Linked DNA regions of Homo sapiens: region 1 is linked to region 2. The links are chromatin loops, found by intact Hi-C in ENCODE. Cell type or tissue: dorsolateral prefrontal cortex. All regions are shown on one strand. Each heading gives the region's core, and the rest is flanking DNA. Links, peaks and the distances in the headings are about the cores only.

The links. Peaks named below come from ENCODE experiments on the same cell type or tissue, not always from the same donor. Only the 100,000 strongest peaks of a DNase experiment are listed, where the experiment ranks them.
Region 1: it touches region 2 in a loop (2.4-fold over the local background); 2 of 110 quality-filtered maps call a loop at or near these places.

The regions. Positions count from the first base shown.
Region 1 is chr3:114,999,680-115,008,845 of GRCh38, reverse strand. The region is part of intron 2 of ZBTB20 (zinc finger and BTB domain containing 20); the gene reads left to right. Among named protein-coding and RNA genes, the nearest start is that of ZBTB20-AS4, 96 kb to the left of the region's middle. In dorsolateral prefrontal cortex, for the core only: no CTCF peak of the experiment used is centred there; no DNase peak of the experiment used is centred there; H3K4me3 peaks cover 856 bases; H3K27ac peaks cover 4,242 bases.
Region 2 is chr3:114,900,762-114,909,927 of GRCh38, reverse strand. All of the region lies in intron 3 of ZBTB20 (zinc finger and BTB domain containing 20), which reads left to right. Among named protein-coding and RNA genes, the nearest start is that of ZBTB20-AS3, 32 kb to the right of the region's middle. In dorsolateral prefrontal cortex, for the core only: no CTCF peak of the experiment used is centred there; no DNase peak of the experiment used is centred there; H3K4me3 peaks cover 917 bases; H3K27ac peaks cover 3,668 bases.

The DNA of each region.
Region 1 (9,166 bases), core at 513-8,512, 99 kb before region 2:
GGTACATTCTACTAGCAGAAATTTGTATTACAGATATACTTTGTTTAAATCTTGCTTTCTATGCTTGTAATGACCTGATTTATCTCCTACCAAGAAAAAATGTTTGCCATTACATAGATCAGGGACAGGGAGGAGTAAGTTACTTCTAATACCAAGGAAATACAAAACTTACAGAAGTGGATCTAGATTTTAGTCCACACTTTTTCATTAAGTTACTTTTATATTAGACATTTATCTTTCCTCTCTAGGACTGTTTTTTCATATGTAAAATTATGTTTAGAATTTTTAGATTATTGAATGATCCTTCTATCTCTCAAACATTGTTCACGATTACTTACAAAAAGATGTTCTTTATGTTTTAGCTGCTTATTATCAGGAGCATTTTTATGGTTATTTTTCTAATACCAGTTGAATATTGATGATACATCTCATCTAATAGAAACATATTTTCTCCTAGCCCTGCCTTTAACCCTCAGCATACAGATTACAGGGCAACTGTAGGGAAACAAAGGAAAGGGCTTGAACTCAAGGTTCTTCCAAATCCCCTTGGTGGATGACAGTGCCATTAAAAGAGACGGGAATAACAGAAAAATATCATTTTGGAGTGAAGATTTAAAAACTGCAGTTTGATATGTCATAAGTTGAAGTATCTATGGGGCATTCAGCTAAAGATATTCCATAGTCAGCAGTATGTATACAACTGGAGAGATATAGAAGAGCTGTGATAAGGGCAGGAGCTACAGACTTGAGAGTCATCAAAATAAAGGTGATGTTTGAAGTTGAAGATGTGAATATAATCACTCAAGGAAAAGGATGATGTGAGAGCAAGAGACTGTTGGAAAGCAGAAGAAGAACCCATATATAGGGTCAAGAAGAAGCAGAAGAGCCTGCAAAGGAAGAGAAAAGGGCAGGAGAAGAGCCAAAAAGTATGAAGCCAGTGAGAGGACAGTGTTTTTGAAAGAAAGGAGTTGTCAAGAATGTCAAAACATCTGAGATATAAAGTAAGGTCAAGTCAAAATATATTCAATTGGATTTGACCGTCTTGTGATTTGCGATCTTGGTGGGAATAATTAAATTATGTTATAAGGGCAGAAGTCAGTTTTCAGTGGACTGTAAACAGGATGAGGGGTAAAGAAGTAAAAACTCTCTTCAAAGATTTGACTAGAAATAATAGAGAAGAAAGTGGTAACAGAGCAAATCTTCAAAAAAGGATTTTCTTTCTTTTCTATTGTATGCTTATTTTTATGTATATTTGATGGGAGATAATCATGCATGTTTATATGCTAAGAAGAAAGAACTTATAAAGAATAAAAAGTTGAGCATATAAGTGAGAAAAAGGGATAAGTAATAGAACACAGAGCGATTGTTAAATAAGTATTCATTGAACAGCTTATTATGAGTAAAGTCCTGAAGAATGAGTTTGATGACATTTAAAAAACACATAAAACACATTGTTTAAAATATTCTCTAATTTCTGTTTTTTCTCTTTCTCTTTTTTTTATTTCAGAAAATGGTATTTCCTCCTTATTCAAAAGGAGTAGACATAATTGGCAAATTAAGTGATAAAATATATAGAGGACAAGTATTTCCAGAAGAAGTTGAAGTCATAAAGGATATTTCACTTGATTTTATCAAAACATATTTTTTTAGACGACTCAAGAAAAAGTAAAGGAATCTCAGAATTTTACTTAAAACATACTGACTATAATGTAATTACAGTGTCTTAATGAAAGAACAGACTTTGCACAATGAGAAGTAGAAAGAAATATAGATAGAACTATTTTGCAGAAAAATAACAAATACTCCTATTCTCATCATTAAGTTTACTAACAATCTGAAAGACTAAACTCAAAAGGGATTTTCTGGTATTGCTACATTAAATCAGAAAAGAAGTTACCTCGAGTTTTTTTTAATAAAAAGAAACAGCTAAATCAGGTTAAACTAAAAAGATTTCAAATGAATATCTAAGGGAACAAATAGTGAAAAGTCAGTAGACAGCAGAAACTTGGAATGTATTAGTACCAAAACGCTAAACAAATATTAGGCTATTAAAACACTAAGAATTAGATGTGTTGCCTTAAAAGGTACTTAGTTCCTCCAGCCTGGTATGTCTCAGTGGCCACTTGATGCTGTAGAAGAGGCTCAGGTGCCAGGTGCATGATAGGGGTAGGTGGGCTCTAAGGTGCCCTTCAGCTCCATTTTGCTACGGTTATATGATTCTTTGAGATACTTTGCTAAAACATAAAGGCACAATATATTTTTGCCAAGGAGGAAGATAATGTTCTGACCAAGAAATAATATTCAGGGGAAAAAAAAGAAGTGCCATGATTTCACATATTTCAAGCTTTACTAAGGACAAATGGTTATATATATATATATATATATCCAACTGGATAAATTTTATGACTATATTTAATTAATATGAGCACATTTTAGAGTGGAGAAAACAAAGACTTCATTCATCCAGCAAATATTTATTCAGTACCCGAAGTGCTAGAAACTATATGAGGGTAGTAAATAAAATAGAATATTCCTGTCCTACTATGGAGGGGGAATGGAGAGGGAGTGGAGGAATAGATGATAAACAAACAAACAAACAAGCAAACTAGTTCATTGTACATAAAGAAGTTATTTTTTTCTGACAGTAACTAACAAAGGTCTGGGCAAGAATCAGAGGGTGACCATTTTAAGAGGTGGTGTTTCTGTTGAGACTCAAATGATAAGAAGGATCCAGTGATGCAGAAATCCAGGGCAAGGAATAGGATGTTTGAAGCCTCCATAGAAGAAAAGCATTTTATAGTAGATCAGAAAGCAATAACAAAAAAGAAAAAAGAAAAAAAAAACATTTGGCAATGTCTAGGAACAAAAAGGACATTAACGTGGGTAGAATGCTGTGAGCTAAAAAGAGAGTAGATTGAAATGAAGTTAAAGAGAAATGGAGAGACAGACCTCATAGAATTTTGCCCTAAATGAAATGGGAAGCCAGGGAAGTATGACACAGTCCCATAATAAACCTGCTTCTGGTGCAGAATGGATTGGAATTATCAAGGCAGTTAGTGAGGAATCCAGTTAGAAGGTGAATACAGTGGTTCAGTGGTCCAGGATGGAAATCACAGTGACCTCAACTAAGAAGGCAGCAGTAGAGGTAGAGAGAAGTTGATAGATTTGTCAGTTAAGTCCTGAATCACCTTGATTGTTACCTACTCTCTCTCTTTGGTTCTTAATTTTGTCTTCTGTAAACTGGGATTAATTATATTAATGCAAAGAGATGTTCAGAACATGATTTGAGACAAGACATGAGTACCTGACATAAGGTAGGATGCAGTAAATCTCAGTTCTTTACAAATAACTTATTTTAAAATAATGTCCATTCCAAGTTCAAAATAGTAATAGCAACTAAACATCTAGTCAGATATAAACTGTTTGGTTTTCAAACATGTGTATAATTTCCTAGATAAAGGAAAACATTTAAATGTTTTCATGATATATTTGGGGTCATTAAAAATTTATACAGATAAATTTATACAAATAAATACAAATACACATACAATAAATACAAATACAGATAAAATGTATACAGATAAACCCAATGACCAATTAATTACAACAAAAAAATAAAATCAAGAGGTGGAAATTTTTATTTAATTGAGGTTCAGCCACATTCTATTAAACCTTTTCTAAATGTATTAATTTAAAAGTGAAGAATTGAAAACAAATTTTCAGGGTAAGAATCCCTCTCCTTTGAAATGGGGTTGTTGGCTTGAATACAATGACTACCCACTTTCCCTCTGTCTCTGCTTCTCCTTCATAAACAGGCCCACACACACACATACACACACTCATACACACACATAACTTTTAGTAACTCTGTTTAACATTTGGAAAGAAATGGCTGGCATGTTGAAGGGGGATAAGTAAATAAGTTGCATGAACTGTATATAAATGAACTTACTTAAAATTCTTTAAACAGAAATTTCAGTACCATAGAGATCCTTGAAATGAAGACAGATAAATCTGACCAATTATAGCCAAATATCTCTTGCTAAAAATTTAGAGAAACTTTCTATGAAATGATTTGTAAATAAAAATCTTAATCCAAAATTATATTATAAATATGTCTTCCTCAGTTAAAGAAATATTATGCCCTTTAATATAGAGCAAAAGAAAAAACTGGCCAAGTGTTCTGTGTGAGAAGAATACGCTGAATATTCATCTATGAACAATGAGAGGAATGGCACCCAAGAAAGGGAACTGTGGAAAAATGAAAGACCCTCTTGTTTTTTGTCTTTCCTTTATACATGTATAAAACTGAACAAAGAAAAGAGGCACAAACCCTAGTGTGTGTTCTACTGAAGAAAAACTTGTTTCTGAGAGTTGTCCAGTTTTGCTAAGTCCCCAAATAGCTATCCTCTAAGGAAAAAAAAATATTTTGTTTTAAAGGCAAAGACTCTTGGTTACAGAATACTTCCATGTAATGTAATGTTCAGTCTTGCATATACGGAGATTATAGGCAAGGCATCTTTTTGGTCATTTTAGACCATAGCAGTGCAGGTTTTATAGGTACCTTTCTGTACTCTTTTGAGGACAAAATGTGCATGTTTTCAAGGCAGGAAACCTTGAAAGTTGGGGGATAGTTTTGGGCAGTAGCACAGAGTTAATTTCTTTGCAGACCAACTAGAGATTGAAACCACGAGCAGATCTATTGAAATCCCAAGTTCTCATGACAGTATAGGCCCAAATTCTGCAGAGATCTCAAGTGCTAGAATAGGTGGTTTGAAAAGTATCAGAGCTCCCTGCCTTCATCCTGACAGTAGCATTAATTTTAAAATGACTATATTCCTAGATAAAAACACACATTTTAAAAATTTTATAAATAACCTGAATCCTTTTGTTCTGACAATATAATAATGAAGACATAATATTAATAAATACAAATTAATGTTTTTTGGAGTTTTTAAAAATCCATATTGATTTCCAAAACGTTTGTTTCTACTGCTGAAAAGAGAAATTCAAACCACCTGATTGTTCACAGTAAGTAAAATTCAGCTACATATTTATCTTTGATTTCACTAGACAGGTAATATTGAAAAAAATGAAACATGCCTGTCACCTGACACTTGCAAACATAATATTTGTTAAACTTAGTGTTTTTGTTGTTGTTTTGTTTTGTTTTGTTTTTTAGTAGGGGCGTGCTCACTATGTTTCCCAGGCTAACCTTAAACTTCTGAGCTCAAGCAATTTTCCCACCTCAGCCTCCCAAGTTGCTGGGATTATAGGCTCATATCACCACACTCAGCTTCTTAAACTTAGTTGTTTTATGTTTCCTGTTTTAAATTTTAGAAATAAATGGATTTAACTAAAACAATAGCCTTTAATTATTGTAGCAGTTTTAAGTTTACAAAAAACAAACAAACAAAAAACAAACAAAAAAAAAACCTGGGGAGAAAGTAGAGTTCCTGTATGCCCATTCACCCTTCTCCTCCCCACTTTTCCCCATTATTAACTATGGTGGTACATTTGTTACAACTAATGAACCAATATTGATGCATTATTATAACTATAGTACATTAGGGTTCACTGGGTGTACATTTAATGGATTTTGACAAATGCATGATGTTATGTGCCCACCATCATAATATCATACAAATTACTTTCACTGCCATAGAAATCCTCTGTACTCTACCTGTTTATCCCTCCCCATTTCCAAACCCTGGCATCTTTTTTACGGTATCTATAGTTTTGCCATTTCCAGAATGTCATATAGTTGGAATCATACGGGATATAGCTGTTTAGACTGGTTTATTTCATTTAGCAGTATGCACTTAAGGTTTCCCTGTATAGTTTCATGATTAATAGCTCACTTCTCTTTAGTGCTGAATAATCTTCCATTGTATGGATGTAGAAATTTGTTCATGCATTCACCTACTTAAAGACATCGTCGTTGCCTCCAATTTTTTTGCAATTATAAATTGGGCTGCTATAAACATTTATGTGTAGGATTTTGTGGAACATAATTTTCAATGAAATACCAATGAGTATGATTGCTAGATCATATGGTAAGTGTATGTTTAATTTTTTAAGAAAGTGCCAAATAGCATTTTGCATTCCCACCAGCAATGAGTGAGAGTTTGTATTTCTCCACATCCTTGACGGCAATTGTTGTTGCCAGTATTTTGAGTTTTAGCCGTTCCAATAGATGTTTAGTGATATCTCATTGTTTTAATTTGCAATTCTCTAATGGCATATTATGTTGATCATTTTCTATGCAGGTTTTTCATCTGCATTTCTTTGGTGAGATGTCTGTTCAGATCTTTTGCTCACATTTTAATCAAGTTGTTTTTCTTCTTGAGTTTTAATAGTTTTTGGTGTATTTTGGATGACGGTCGAATATCAGAAATGTGTTTAGCAAATATTTTCTTCTAGTCTGTGATTTGTCTTTCACAAATATGGAAGTTTTAATTTTAATAAACTCTAACGTCAATTATTTCTTTCATAAATCTGGCTTGTGGTGTTATATCTAAGACCTTATTGCCAAACCCAAGATCAACTAGATGTTCTCCTATTTATCTTCTAAAAGTTTTACAGTTTTGCATTGTACATTTAGGTCTATGATTTATTTTGAGTTAAATTTTGTGAATTTAATGTCAGTGTCTAGATTTTTTTTCATGTGGATGTTCAGTTATTGGACTATTTGTTGAAAAGACTTTTGCTCTATTGTATTGCCTTTACTTCTTTGTCAAAGAACAGTTGACTGTACTTATGTGGGTCAATTTCTGGCCTCTCTCTTCTGTTCCATTGATCTAAGTTGTATGTTTGCAAATACCACAGTACCTTGACTCATGTAGCTATATAGTAAGCCTTGGGGTTGGGTAGTGTCAGCATTCTGACTCTTTCTTCAATATTGTGTTTCCTATTCTAGATCTTTTGCCTCTCCATATAAACTTTAGAATCAGTTTGTGAATATCCACAAAATAACTTTGTGGGATTTTGATTGGGATTATGTTGAATCTAAAAATTAAATTGGGAAGAAGTAATATTTTGATAGTATTGAGTCTTACTATCCATGAACATGGAATATCTCTCAGTTTATTTAGTTCTTTTTTGATACCTTTGATCAGAGTTTTGTAGTTTTCTTCATAATAGATCTTATACATATTTTGTTAGATTTTATATGAAGAATTTATTTAATTTTTTGGTTTTAGTGTAGGTGTTGTGCTTTCAATTTTACATTTCAATATTTAATTGGTAATATATTGAGACACAAATTTTGTATACCTTTAATGCCTGACTCTCAATTTCTCTTTAAAAAAAAAATCCCTAAACTTGTGTATGTATATTAAATTGCTCTTTGCTTCCACATGGTTCCCAATTCTTCTTTTTTAATATGTGATTTAAAAAAAGCTCCCCATTTTAAATTTATAATACTGCTATTGGTCAACAGCTCATATTTTTATTTGAAGTTTATTCTGGAATGTGTATTAAATGTGGTGTGGTGTGTTTCCAACCATCTTATAAGTCTAATTCATGTATTCCATTGGATATAAAAGAGTAATCTGACTTCTTTATCTTGTAGGAATAGAGTGCTAGAATTTATCTTTTCAAACTTATTTTTTCCTGTTTTTAAAGTGCTTATTTTAACAAACCTGGAAAACACTGAAGAGTATAATAAAATTGTTCAGAAGCCTACAATACAAGTAATAGTTTGAAATATAGGCTCCTTTTTTTAACTTGTGAGAAATTTGTTTTTTTTTTTTTTTGATTTGTGGGAAATTCATCAGGTTTAGAATATGCCACTTCAGATATAATTTTTTTCCTCGTAATGGTCAAGAATTTAGTACATATCAGATGAAAGATTTTGCTAGTTCACCTAAATGTAGACATAAGCATGTCCCTGCTAGTATTGATGGTATTCTCTTGTTGCAAGAAGTTTATAGTGTTTTCCTGTGCCAGAGCTTTTGGGACTGAAGTCATAGGACTTGTTATATATTCTCAGAATTCTCTGCTGACCTAGTAGTGGGGGCCACATTTTTCTTTAAAAATATATAATGAGGTTTTTTGTTTGTTTGCTTTTGGAGACCAGTTTATCCAGATATATAGCATTTGGAACCTGGTAAATTACTTTTGGCAGCACATCACTGAGTAACACTGAGTTAAATGTTTATGAGTCGCACATAAGGTAAAGTAGCTGTTTTCAAAGTGTTAAGTTCTCTTTGGTCTTGTCCACAACATGGATACTGAGAGGTCCTGATAGGCCAATGTTTCTTTTGAATATAGCCAACCTATGGAGAGAAAAATCTGTTAAGTGTTTCTAGGGGTTGGGCAATGTGAAAGGGTATTGGTAAGTTATGGTGAACTGGACTCAAAATATTACTGGAAAAGAAAACAGTCCACAAAACTAACAGGAAACTGTTACTTTAAATCCTTTATTTTAAAATTATAATATTCCCCTTAAAGACTTCTAGCGGTGGGGTGGGAGAATACAAAATATTTAATTTTATAAAAGAAATAGTCTGCTAATTTACAAATAATTTAAAAATGAATTAGTCAATATTTAAAATATTAAATAATGTGCTGTAATCAACATTTAAAATCATCTACATTCAGATCTGTTATCCTAAAATTATCAGTAATATAATATGCCTTAGAAGAAAAACCAGAAGAATTTGCCTCTTATAAGCACTTTAGAGCAACTATTTGATAACAGTGCCTTCAAAGTTAAATATTAGATGGTATTGCCAGATGGATCTCATATGGTAAATAGCACTCTACGAGATGGCATTTTATTTTGCTATTTTTTTTTTAAATGAAAGTCCAACACTAAATAGTCTAGGTCATTAAATGAATTCAGAGTTATGCCTTAAACAAATATAACATTGCAACATAAATTGACAAAGGCCAATGAATTCAAAGTTGATGCTGACTTTTTCCATTTTATTTAAATTATGCAATAGCTTCAGTTATCATTGAGAATTGTTTTATTATTTCTATTGTTGTTGCTAACATACCTTTTGACCAAAATATCTCCAAATATTTGGCTGCATATTGTATATTATAGAGGCAGTTAAAAAACAATGATAGCTGAAACGCTTGGAGAGGTGGTAGTATAAAGAAAACTTAAATGTAGCTTGAAACTCTTTTTTCTTTATGGGAAAGAGAACACTTCATT
Region 2 (9,166 bases), core at 885-8,884:
ACGTTTCAGCTTTTACATTTTTTGGTTTTACTTTTTTGTAACTTTTCTAATGTCTTGATAATTTTAGTCTTGTCTTTTCTTTTTAGCATATTAACTTAAAGTTGTACTTTGCTCCCTAAGACTGTTTAGCTGCATTGCATGAGTTTTGATATATAGTCATGCATCTCGTAATGACAGGGATACATTCTGAGAAATGCATTGTTAGGTGATTTCATCATTGTGTGAGCATCATAGAGTGTACTTAGATAAACGTAGATGGTATGGCCTATTGTACACGTATGCTGTATGGTATAGTCTTTTGCTTATAAGTTATAATTAATACCGTGAATGGAGCTTGCAAGACTGGAAGTTGCTCTGAGAAAGTTAGTGAGTGAGTGGTTAATGAATGTGAAGGCCTAGGACATTACTGTATGCTACTGTAGACTTTATAAACACTGTACACTTAGGCTACACTAAATTTATAAAAGTTTCATATTTCTTCAATAATAAATTAACCCTAGCTTACTGTTAAGTGTTTTACTTTATAAACATATTTTTTAACTTTTTGAATTTTTTGTAATAACACTTAGTTTAAAGCTCACATAAATTGTATAGCTGTACAAAATATTTTTTCTTTACATCTTTATTCTGTATTTTTTCCATTTAATTTTTTTTAACTTTTTAAACTTTGCTAAAAACTAACAAAAATGCACACATTAGCCAGGTCTACACAGGGTCGGGATCATCCATATCACTGTCCTCCACCTCTACATCTTGTCCCACTGGAAGGTCTTCTGGCGTAATAACATGCATGGAGCTGTCATCTCCTGTGATAAAAATTCCTTTTTCTGAAATATTCCCTGAAGGACCTACCTGATGCTGTTTTACAGTTTTCTGAGGTTTTATCAGTTTTGGAAAAGATTCATCATCATTTCAGATATTGCATTTTTGTCTTTATTTTTTTTCATTCTTAAATACTTATTAGATATGTTAGAGTTTTTTATTTTGTCATTTATATCTCCTAATCTTTTTAAAAAATATCTTCTATCTCTGTTTTATGGTAGGTAAATTCCTTGGAATTATTTTTCAGTTCAGTAATCCTCCCTTTAGCTCCATTTAATATGATAAATTCTCACTTCAGATATTAATTTTAATGACAATTTTATTTCTATAAATCTCTGTATATTTATCAAATCTGCCTTTTTCATAGTTTCTTTCTTTTTTTATTTTGGCCCTCAGATTAGTTCCCTAAGATTGTGCCCTATTTTGAACTTAATGCGTACATTTCATTTAAAGTTTTTCATCTGCTGACTCATTTATGGATGAACCTTTCTTCGGATTTGATATTTTTGATATATGAGCTCTTTTTCATTGGTGTTTGCTTTTTCTGTGAGACTCCCACATGACCTGAGTTGTTGAAGGTATCCTGCAAAAGTGGATTTGTTTCTTCTAGGTATTCCAGATCTATTAGGAGGTTGCCATTCTCAGTGATTACAGTTATTGCAAACTTTATTTGTACCCCTAAATTTCTCAGGTTATTACTGAGCTGGATAATTCCCCTGGGAGGGTTGTGGTAGAATCATAGTAATGCCAAATACCCTAGCTCTATCTTCTTGATTTCTAAGTTCCTTTCTTATGAAACATTTTAAAACTTTTATGTATTTGATGTTTATATATTCGTACAGAAATGTTTCTATAGGACCTTTATATTTTAATAGAAACATTTCTGTGTGAATATAGCCTGACATTTTAAAGAAAAGTCTTTCCTATTTCTTTGGCTTGAATGCCTTTCGTATACCTTTATATTTTAATAGAAACATTTCTATCTGAATATAGCCTGGCATTTTAAAGGAAACTCTTTCCTATTCCTTTGCCTTTTCTCCAAGGCATTTCTGGCTAACTCCCTCCTTCATTTCTTTTGGGTCTTCACTTGAATGTGATCTTTCCATAATTTCTTTGCTGGTCCCCCTATCTAAAATTTCAACCCCAACTCCCAATCCCATCATTTACTTTTCCCTTTCCCTGCTTTATTTTAATTCCTTAGCGCAGATAATTGTCTGTCATTCTATATATTTATTATCAGACATCCACAACAAATATATATAATCTCCATGAGATCAGAAATTTCCATCTATTTTGTTCACTCCTAAATCACCACCACTTGGAACAATGCCTGTCACATAGTAAGTACTCAATAAACATTTTAGAATAAATGAATGAAATATCCAATGGTTGTATATTGTGTGCTTTGTCCTGAACTAGGTGGTGATGACAAAAAAGAAAGAAAATAAACCAGATTCTAGCCCTCATGAAGACGATGGTCTTGCAGGGAACATAGACTACTAAAATCACAGTTTATCACCTCTGATTGACAAAGGCTATGAATTCAGATGAACTCTTGATGAGCTTATTGGTACCAGGTAGATATTCCCTGAGAAGTATGGGGATGGGGTGATTACTTTTGTTATGCGGTGCATCTCAGACTTGTTCTGTCTGAATATTGACCAAATAATACACATACACACATATACGTACACAGAAAAGATAACGATTTAGACAGAAAACAATTTTAATGAGGGAGCTGACATAAGTTTGACCAAATTAGTAAGAATACTGAAAGCAACTAAGTATGAAAATAGAATTTCCGATGAAGTATTTTTGGTACCAGTTTTTTCTTGCAGGGTTGGTAGCCACTGTCTGATGAGCACAAAATGCAAAAAATTAGCCTAACTACATTCTGCTGCCTTGTAATTGCACCTAAAGAGCAAGAACACATTTGCCTTTTATACTTCTGCAAGTAGTACATAGAAAAGGATATGCTGTTACTTTATTATAGTAAATAATAAGGTTCATGGCTATATTTACAAAGGTTGAGTTTTCAGCATGTGAAATGATGTGAAGAATGTTAAATCTCTAATACGTGTTTAATGTACATTTCAGTTGATTTTTCTCCAACTATAATAGTAGCAATTATTTTATTTATATGAGGGGAAGACTGCGTCACCTAAGGGAAAAGCTAATAGATTTCTTGGCAGTTTTTGTATCATGTTGAAATCTTTTTCCATTTCTAACTGCTGTGAAATTCTCGCTACTCTGTCTTACACATTTTTTTTTATGTATTAACCCTAACACCAACTTACTTTTCTCTGCATTTAAGCCCTTATTTCATCTATGTTTTCCTACCTAAAATGTATTATCCTGGTTACTTGATGAAGTTTTAGCTCAATCTTGTTGCAGACGCTGGCTGGCCAAGGTAAAGGAACTAATCAATAGTGAGCCCCTTCTCCTAAATGCCATAGATAATGCTAATAGCTACTTGTATACATATAATCTCATTAAGTCATCATAAAAACATAAAATTTTATATAATATAAAAATTTTATATTATATAAAATCCCCCTCATTTTAAATATGATTAATCTGAATATTAGAGATGGTTATGTAAGTTTACCTAGGACACATACCTAGTAAGCTTTAATTCAAACTCAAAACTTCTAATTGAAAGTGGTTGCTGTTGTTGTGATTCCATTGCTTTTTCTAGGTACTATACCTTCATCCTACCTAGAATTGCTTTTGAAGTTTTTCTGCCTTGCCTTTGATTGAACAGAATTTACAATAAAAGATTTTCTACATCATCAAGGCTTCCACAGAGTTCAAATGAAAACACTTTTTAGGGGTAGCTGTTAACTGCCTACTTTTATAGTCTCTTGATTGAAAGCTACTGCTCTAAATTTACTGCTCATATTTTTGAACTCATGTTTGTCTTATACATCTGACAAATACTTATTAAGTGTTGACTGTGTGTCAGGCACTAAACTAGACCCTGGGTATAGAGTAGTGAATAAAGTAGTGTGGCCTCTATGGAGTATACAATCTAGTGGGAAAGAAAGAGATAATAAACACATAAGCCAATAATCACCCCAATAATTTAAACTGTCATATATGCCACAAAAGAATAAAATAGTGGAGGTATCTGTCTCAGGAACTATAGCTAGAAGAAGTTTTTTAGAGAAAGTATAAGAACCACATAATTGGTTAGGAACTGCAGAACTCTTTCAGTGAACTCTGTGTAACAGTTTCTTCCATACCGAGTATCTGTTAACAGGTAGGATTTGGACAACTCATTCTTGTCCAATGTGGGGCCAAACTAACGAGGCTTTCTAACCTGGTGTTAACATTTGAGACTCAAATTCTCATATTTTAAGTTTGTACTGATTAAGAGGAAAAATAGGTAGAAAAAGCACAAGAAAATAGATTGGAAGATTAGTCCTTTAAAGATTGGGAATAACTTGTTTACGAATGTGATTCCTTAATTTTTTATGCAGTGTGAATTTTCTTAATCATCAAGAATACAAGCTAACACAATTCATGCAACATTCCTTTAGCCAATATTTAAGACCTACCTACCACACATTATGTACTGTGCTAAGTAAAAACTACAGATGTAATGGTGAATAAGATACAAATGCTGGTCCCCAAGTTTACAGTCTTATGTAAAAGACAATTCCAGTGCAATAAAATGATTATTATGACAGGATTAGACACAGGATATCAGATTCTGGAGGAGATAATATCTAAACTAAGACCCCAGGGATGTATACAAGCAGGCCAGTAAAATTTTCACATTTTCTGAGAATAAATCATTGATTTCAATAGCCATAACTTCAAGTTGAGGATATTTTGAAAATATAATTTTTAATATTTTCTAAATTTTAGGTTCTTAAATACATTTTTAAATTAGCTCTTAAACTTTTATTTTAAAAGTTGTGAAGTTTAAGTTAAGTCATAAAAACCCAACAGCTATTTTCTCTAGAATATGCTGTGAAGTGTGGATTATAGGACAATTAGAATTATTAACACTTAGTGTATTGTAGATGAGGTTTCTACTTGAGAGTTCAAATTTATCATGTTTATACATGAAATTTGATATTAAATTCTTTCATTTTAAGTGGCATTAATTATAGAAAATTCAAATTTTGCAGTTTTTGTAAATAAGCTTTAGTTTTTCGTGGATTTTATAGCTTTATTACAGCTTATCTGACCTAAGGTCTAGACAGATCAACTGTGCCGTTGGGTTAACGGTGTTTACCATATGATTTCCTTTTCCTTCTTTATTGCACTTTATCTGTTTCCAGTTCACAGTGTTGATTAATAGATAACTGTGCTCCTCATACTTCCTCTTTCTTATAGGCAGATAGCTTTTCAAAATGAAGGGCCAGACCTAGCTCAGTAATTTACAAAATAAGCATAAGTTTTTCAAGTCTACTTGACAATTTATAGTTCTTACTCTTCATAGGACTTTCTGTTGAGAGAAACCACAGAAGCCAGGTACCTCAATTTTCAAAAGTAAAATTGGCTTTATTGATGAGTAAAGTGTACATTTTATAATAACCATATAATAATGATACAACATCCAGCTCTGTAGTGGGTCCAGAAGGACTAAATACATATTAAATAAAATAAAATTATTTTGAATTACATAGTCTTCTCTCAAAATATCAAATTTAAATGTAAAGCATGTAAAATAGTCCTGTGGATGCTTCCTCAGTCATGGGTGAAATTCTTTTTGTTTAAATTTAGGTTTAGAGCTCTTCTATGGAGTGGTTGTACCCACAGGCCCAGGTGAGATCCTTGTTAGTACTCTAAGTGAATTAGCAAGTAGATTTATTAATGGCTTAAGGGGCATCTCTAGCCAGGCCCAACTAGTATGAAGGGAAGATGAACTATTTCTGTATTCTGTAACATAGAATTGGACCTATCCCACTGGAGAACACAGCTATGCCAACCTAGAAGTAAAAAGAACTTCAAACAAACAAACAAACAAACAAACACTCTATAGTATATCTGCATCTGGAATGGTGCTAATAGTAACTTCACCCAATGCGAGTGAAACAACTCTAGCAATTACATGAACTGTGTGGGAATCTGAAGACACGCCACTTAACAACTCAGGATCTGTGCTGTCCTTTAAATCAAAACACAAATAAGGACTAGAACAACATCAGTATGCATCCATTTCTGTCTTCCCAGCCATAAGAAAAAAACTGACTCTAACGTTTTTTTTTACTTAGAGTTGCAAACCTCATATATAAGGCTCTGGTCATCTGCAGGATCTCCTTAGAATACATAAAAAGGTGATAAGTGCCTACATGTGATTGCTAAGACCATTACACGGCACCTTGGTCCAATTCCAGTTGAGTAATTATATTCATTTTGTCCTTATTTTCCTTTTCCTGATTGTTTCAGTTAAATGTGGAAAGTGATCCTTCATTTTTCACCCAGAGAAGTTCGGCAGTGTTGCTGCACGTATTATTTAGACTTTACTGCCTTTCTTTTCAGTCATAGGAATGGAGCTTAAAAGTGCTGGTTAGAATTGTTATTGTGGCTATTACTATTGTTGCAGTGTTGCCTGATTCAGAAATGTTCTGTGAACATCAAGCACATGACTGGCTTTTGGATGAGCTGCTGGACTGTAGGGTGATGTCTTCAACAAGCCTTCTTTATCTCCTTACTCCTTGCCTAGCTTAGTTCCTTAGCTTAAAGGGACAGACATGCTTTCCCTTTTCATACAACTATGATAGTACTAACAGTTCCCTTTTATCAAATGCTTACCTCATGGCTGGCACTGTGCTAGTTCCTTTATATGGCTATAACATATAACCTGCATAGACAACCTCGTAGGGTGAGTAACATGATCACCATTTTACAGACAGAAAATTTAAATTGCTTAGGATCACAGAACTAAAGATGGGGAGCTGGAATTTGATTCCAGGTTTGTTTGATGGCAAAAGCTAAGTGCTTAACTACCACCCTACCTCATAACTCTACTGCTTCCCAGAACTCTGAGCCCCAGTCTATGGATCACTGATCACACAAATAGCTTCTTACCTTCTCTTAGTGTTTGTCACCACTTCACACAGATTGACCCCATTGACCTCACATTGGAATAATCCTGCAGCACTGGCCTCAGAAGGGCATTGCTGATTATGTTTACAGGCCAGCAGGAAACTGAACTGCTATTGAGAGAATCTCTATGCTGAATCATTTTATCTGCATAACAAAAGTGGTTTGCTCTATCTTCTTTTCTTTCCCTGGTGGTGTTGTCATAACAGTGTCTTTTAGCAGGATTAACCAGTAACTAACTTATTTGCTTTGGTTTCCAATAAATAACTGCAGCCTGTTAATAATTGTGCATGTGTTTTATGTGGCCTCAGATAAACTGAGACAATCTTACACATCTGCATTCCAGATTGGGTCACTATTCCTTCATACTTAATCTCCTATTATGTAACTGTCCATTAACAAAAAATAGATCACATAAGGAAAAAACTTAAATACTTAATTTGCTAGTGCATTAATAAGTGATACTAATACACATGACTTTTTATTGTTACCTAAAGATAGGTGTTTGCTCAGAAATATAAAAAATAAACCTAGTGTATGTTTTCTTGCTTTAAAATGTACCAAATCTGTCACAAATGCTTTGAACTGTATTGTGTTTACTTCTTCATGTGAGCTGTGTCTAAACATTTTTTAGTGTTTTTAAATTGTTAGCTCAATGAGGGTAAGGTGTGTCCTAATTTATCTGTTAGCACGTTGCAGTGCCAAACACAGCACCATGCAGGCAGTAGATGCTCACTGAATGTGATTGAATTAGTGAATAAGTTAGGCTGTGCTAGGTTGAAGAGATTTGAAGTCCTAAATTATTCTTGCCATCATTTCACTCTGCATAATAAGTAAAGAAGTTTTACTAAGATGATTTAAAAATGTGTTATTGAATTACTTGTGTAGATTCCAAAGCACTGGGATAAAAAAGACCCTGGCTATGCCCCTTTGAGGAAGCAGTGAGGGTGTTTCTCACTGTAGGCACAGTTACTGGGTTTTATTTGTGACTGAATTAATTTATTTCTCTTAGGAAGGTTACATTTATGAATTCAATATAGCATTTTATAACTTTTTCCTTTTACCCCTACCCTACCTACTATTATTTTTTCCTATTATAAAAGTCATGCTTATTGTAGATAATTAACTATATATGAAAGTAAAAAGAAAAAATTAAAATCATCCAAAGTCTTATTATCCAGATATAATCACTCTTAATTCTTTGTTTTGTTCTTTGTTTTTTCTTATTCACATAATTTCATACTGTCCATGTAATTGGTAGTCTACATGTTTATATAATATTTTAGCATCATAATACTATAAATTTGCATTTTTCCGTAAAATTTAAAATATTCTTTAAAGTACCTTGTTAAATTTTGCCAAATATTCCTTTATATAGATGTGCTATGCTTTATTTAATTATTTTTCTATTAGATATTTAGGTTGCTTATAGTTTTTTACTGTCATAAAAATTATCTTTTTTACATAAATTTCTGTTGGTTTTCTATTACATTTGATTCCTGGGACTAAAATTACTGAGTAAAAATATTGAACTTTGGGTTCTTGATACATAGTACTCAGTGGGTTTCTAGAAAGTCTTTTGTAATCCACATTCCCATCAGAATATACGAAGATGTTGTTTTATTGAGCCATCATCAAAATTATTACCTCTATATACTTTTAAGCAGTATTATAAAGTGGACTTACTGACTATAATGTGTTGCTGTAATCGACTGTGCTCAGAAGAACTATATAAATTAAACATGTCCGTTTGCTTTCAAAAAGAATTTTTTTTTTTTTTGAGATGGAGCCTCTCTCTTGTCACCCAGGCTGGAGTGCAATAGCGTAATCTCGGGCTAGTCTCGAACTCCTGACCTCAGGTGATCAGCCCACCTCAGCCTCCCATAGTGCTGGGATTACAGGCGTGAGCCACCACTCCTGGCTAGAACTAGGAAATATTTTTAAGAGTACCAGTAGTTCCCAGGCTGTATGTTGCAATACAGTTTCCACCTAAATCCAAATGTTTTTCAGGTCTAATTGTAAACTGCTACTTTTGTTTAATGTGGACTTACATAGTCTTCTGTATCAATACCTACTTCGCTGGCAGTTTTGTCAAAGTGTGTTGAGTTGAGGCATTTTGCATTATATCCGACGTGGTGTTAGCATTCCTTCTTGTAGCAATCAATTTCATTTCTATTTGCTGTTGTAACTCAAAGTTAACGAACATTCAAAGTTTACTTTCATTTATTCATGCATTTTTTTGTGGACTGCTCTACAAAAGCACCTTTCTTCCTTAACAACATTC